Regions from separate parts of the Mus musculus genome. Here region 1 is linked to region 2. The links are chromatin loops, found by intact Hi-C in ENCODE. Cell type or tissue: left cerebral cortex. All regions are shown on one strand.

Region 1 (2,500 bases), 76 kb before region 2:
AGGAATAATTATAATCATGGACTCCTCACAGGTGTGGTGGGCTATGGAAATTTCTGGTGTACCAATAGGACAGTGTTCATATGTTCATAGTAGCTAACCTTGGGCAATTTCTTTTTTTGTTTTTGTTTTTTGTTTTTCTTTCGAGACAGGGTTTCTCTGTATAACTCTGGCTGTCCTGGAATTCACTCTGTAGACCAGGCTGGCCTCAAACTCAGAAAACCGCCTGCCTCTGCCTCCTGAGTGCTGGGATTAAAGGCATGAGCCACCACTGTCCAACCTTGGGCAATTTGGACCTCTTGGTTCTCTCCTGTATTCCTGAATCTCTTTTACAACACACGCACACAAACCAGGTTGCCTACCTACAACCTCAAGCCATTCTGGTAAAGACTGGATTCTTGATAAGGTTAAGTATGGAAGTTTCAGAGTAAGCGTCTAGAGAGAGGTAAATTCTCTTCATAATAGAAAATAAAGAGTTTTCGTTCCCAGATCAATGAGAAGAGGATGCAAATCAGCGGAGGTGAGAGAAAAGAGAACAGAGTGACAAGGCCCCTTGTGGTCAATAACCTAACCATAAGTTTGCACGCAGTCCATCACTACTCACGCAAATGCTTGTTCCTAGATGTTTGTGGAGCCCCAAAACCTGGATCCAATGTCTTAGAAGAATTAATGTGAGGCAGGCAGAGGCAGCGTGTGAGAACACAACCCACAAGTAAAGTATCCGTCCGCTCCCTCCAGGAATCAGCACGAATGTCAGGGAGGGATTGAGGCAACAACAACATATGGTATCAGTAGCTTGGGCCCCTCCACAGTCTCCCCGTCCACACATCTAAGCAGGAATAATTGCTGGGCTCTTCAAAAATCCCTCCCATTTCTACATGGTGCCTTCTTATGATATACCTAGCAGAGCATCTTCAGAGGGGCTGGCTGCTTATGTTGCTGTTTGTGGCTCCAAAGGCACGTGCCATGAGAGAGGCCACCAGGTGAAGGTTTTACTGCCTCCCTGACCCAGCTTCTTAGAAATCCTGTTGAGTCATCTCTAGAGTATCCTACTAGTCAACTCAGTCAAATGGACTCCCCGGGTTCAAGAGGAAAAAGAAGACCCAGCTCCCATCTCCTGATGGAAGAGTTGCAATCCTCTATAATGAGCATGTGGGGTTGCAAATACTGTTGTGGCCATTTTTGGAAAATACAATCTGCCATCAGACATAGCACAGATGCTGAGGGGTGGGGCAGTCCTCAGCTGATAGCTGAGTTACAAACGGGGGGTGGGAGAGCACTGCCATTTTTTTAAGACAAAATATTAACAGAACTAGACTTCAAATCAAACTAAGATCATTTGGAAGAATGCGGATAATGAATGGAGACTTTTATTATAGCAGATTTACCAGAATTGGCTGTGAAAATCATAATGAGAATAAACAAGCTAGAAAGAAAATGTTTCTCTCTTGTTCAAAACTAACTGGATAGGGCCAGCAGTGCTGGAAATTGAACAGGAAAGGTCTGGAAGAGGGCAGGGAGTCAGAGGGTCAGGTCTTGGCTGTTGGCAGGTACTGCACATGAGACACTGCTTAGTGCATGTGGTTGGGGCATGGACTTGAGGGCTGGGTATCTCCTGTTTGACTTCTTGATTCAGCAAGCTTGAGTCAAGGGCTGGCAGATTTGGTGTCTTCTCTTGGAGACTGTCTCCTTAGGGAAGGCCCCTCGGGACAAATGCTCCTTAGGACTGTGCATTCATGGCCTGGCCTCTTCGCATCAGAGACTTTCTCCTGCAGGAAAGTACCTCAGGGCTAGTTCCTCCTGTTCCCATTACTGTGGTTTTCTAGTGAGTCTGCATTGTGAGTTCCTGCAATCAGACCAGGAGTCCCTGACAAGGGACCTGGAGGGACTGTCAGGGCATACAAATTAGAATGTGGGGAATTATCACCTGCCCTTTATCACCATCAAAAGTCTCAGTGTTGAAGCAGGGGAGTAGTCTTAATGTTGAGAGGAATTATGAGATTGTAGTTGGACTCAGAGGGAAAGAAGACCTTGATTAATGGGAGCAGAGTCCTAGTGGTGTACACATTTGAAAATCTGTCCTATTCAGCTTCAGCTGTCTGAACAAGACTGAGGGAGCCCCATCCTCATCACCCAGCCACCTCTCCCTCCTTCTAGATATTCAGGGTTAATATTCTGTGGCCTCTGGAACCCATCTGTTCTTCTGTAAGCCACATCCCATCTCCCACACACCAATTCACTACTGATCGCATGGGTGATATTTTGGCCACTTCTTACTCTGGATTCTTTGAGTTTGAAGCACAATGGGTCAGTGCTGTTTAAATACACTGTTCCATGATGCTCTTTCATGAACTCCTATAATACAAGGCTGCAAAGACCTTAGACTCTAAGGCAAGTCTCTCATTTTATCAATTTGTTTCAAAGGTTAGGACAAGAAGAAGGCTTGCCTGCCAGTCTCTCTATCATTGCCTCTACTAGGACTTGCAGTGAGGCCCTCTTTGGG
Region 2 (2,500 bases):
CTCTTGTGGGGTCAAGGTGGCTCCCATAATGAAGTAATTTATAATTCCATATCTTAACGGAAACGAGGAAAAGGATATGGAAGGGGACACACTGAGAGAACGAGACCCTGAGTGTGGTAGAACCCAGGGAAGAGAAAGCATTTGCAGGTCTCCATCTCCAGGACAGTGTCCAACATGCATTTGACATCTAACCAGCACTGTGATGGAAGACAGAAGGAAGGACATTGGCCTCCAGAACCACCCGAAACACAAAACTGCAAGGCTTTCAGAAAGGCATAGAGAGCAGAAAGGACAAGAACTGAGACATGGTGGCCTCGGGGATGAGAGTCTGCAGGGCTCTCCCAAATCACATTACAGAGTTAGGACTCTAGCCTGGAGGTAATGGAAGGCCCTTGAGGGATTCTAAGAAGATCAGATTTAAAGATCCTCCTGGATGCTGGATGCTAGAGAGGATCTAGTCATGAGAAGCCAAATAGAGTCACCCAGGAAGGAGAGCCCAGCAGCCTGATTCTGTTATAAGCGTTTAGGAAGACACTGATTTCGCCTTTTCGTCACTTTCTCTTGGTTCCTTTGGGAAGCTCTAAAGACATGTGGTTGTACTCTCCATGCCACAGCTGTTTGCGGGTGACAGATGGCACCCAGTTGTGTGCCTAGGAGCTCACGTCTTTTCCCCAGAGTATCTTTACTTTGTTTCTCAGCACAGGAAGGAAATACCATTTTCCCAGCTCTTTCTTTAGAAAAGTCACTCCTCATTTGCTTATGAGAGCTTTTGGTCTCTGGACCATGTTTGGATTCCATGCGTGCATTGTGTTGCACTGCGGTCCAGCTCAAGGGTGGCTCTGCCTTTCTTGGTTTTCTGGAGGCAGTGTACTTTCCTCCTGATGCTTATCTTCAATCCCTTTCTCAGAATGTCTTGCCCATGAACTCTCTAACAGCATCACAATCGGTGCCAAGTGGCGTGTTTCAATAGATTTCTCAAATAGGTCAGATACTGAGCCAAAAAAGACAGGATGCCTCAATACAAAGCCGCACATTTCTGAGAATCCTTTAGTAGCTGTCCTCTGCCCTCGGGATAAAGTACACCACCCTCCTCCCCCGCATCCCGTCCCCGTATCTGTTGTTTTGGACAGCCGGCTTCTGTCTTTACTCCACCTTCTTTAAACCCAAGCAAAGTTTTTTGAGCAAAAGGGTGGACCACTAGAGAACTGGAATGGCAGCTTGAACCAGGGGGAAGAGCTCCCCCTGCTGGCGGGTAGATCCGCTGCACTTTAGTCGTGGTTGTCCTTGTATCTCAAAAAGCATTTAGGTGTGTTTTATAAAGATTTTTCGGGTTAAATCGAATCATGTGTGGAAGTGGGTTTAGGGTGTGTACTTTTAGAAGGAAATCCATGACAAATCCTTTCTGTGACACAAGAAAACCTTTTAAGACAGGGAAATAATCACTTATCATCATCATCTCTTATGTCTCTGATGCTATTGGGGCAGCATGCCGAAGGGGTTCTCCTGGGGTGCTGCTCCTGTTGAGAGCGCTGAGGAAAAGGCACAGTAGCTGAATATGATGCCCAATTCTCGCACGTCTGACATTTCCATACCTTACAAAGGAGGCTTTTTTTTTTTTTTTTTTTTTTTTTTTTTTTTTGGCTTGTGTCTATGAAGTGGTTAGTGCTTCTCATAGCTTGACTGGGGGTGGTGTCAGCAGCCCTGGGCTGGCAGATTCAACAAGACCAACGCACGAATTTGGAAAGAAATCAACTCTTCCTATGGGTCTTGGCTCCAGAATGATCAAGAGGAAGAAAGCAGGAGAGGACAAGAGAAACACCGCCTTCATGAGCAGGGTATCAGCCATATTACCCAAAGGAACTGTGTCGGTCACAGTTAGGGTTGTTTTCCCTCCCTCCAGATGTTGTGTGTTACTGAACCTGTAGTTGGTAAGCACATACATGCCCCCCTTAGCAACGGTCAGTGCCGGCATGATGGCTGGCTTCAGGTGTAGAAGCTACAACTGAGCATGAACACACACACACACACACACACACACACACACACACATACACACACATAGTGTGCTGCTGGAACTACTGTATGATCTCTCACGAAACAGAGACCCAGTCTCATTTTGTAAATGCTTGGTCACATGGTAGGATGAAGCCCACATTCAAGTAGATTTGGCCCAAGCAATAAGATTAGGGGTGTAGGCTTGATCTCTTTGCTGGGAATTTGAATATTTCCATGAGCTCTCAAGTGCAAATCCAGCATATTCTTTGACCTGGAATCCCAGGAAGGTGAGCCCTGAGTAGTTTTCAGACTAGATTTCATGGAGCTCCGAGGTTGAAAGAATCAGCTTGCTCTTTTGTAGTTGGATTGCTTGCAACAAAAAAGGAGTAACCAAGGGGATTCCCACTCACCTGGCCATCTACTGGATCCAGAAACCACTGGACCTGAAAATCGTGCTCACAGCACCTTGAGCTAGGGGCATGAAGGAAAATCTAGAGTAAAAAAA

What was found. Peaks named below come from ENCODE experiments on the same cell type or tissue, not always from the same donor. Only the 100,000 strongest peaks of a DNase experiment are listed, where the experiment ranks them.
Region 1: it touches region 2 in a loop (2.1-fold over the local background); 4 of 42 quality-filtered maps call a loop at or near these places.

The regions. Positions count from the first base shown.
Region 1 is chr15:34,817,549-34,820,048 of GRCm38, reverse strand. All of the region lies in intron 2 of Gm32970 (a long non-coding RNA gene), which reads left to right. Among named protein-coding and RNA genes, the nearest start is that of Kcns2, 19 kb to the left of the region's middle. In left cerebral cortex, no CTCF peak of the experiment used is centred here; a DNase peak (open chromatin) is centred at 1,080.
Region 2 is chr15:34,741,972-34,744,471 of GRCm38, reverse strand. No RefSeq gene overlaps it. Among named protein-coding and RNA genes, the nearest start is that of Nipal2, 65 kb to the right of the region's middle. In left cerebral cortex, a CTCF peak has its summit at 1,244 (motif pointing left); a DNase peak (open chromatin) is centred at 1,236.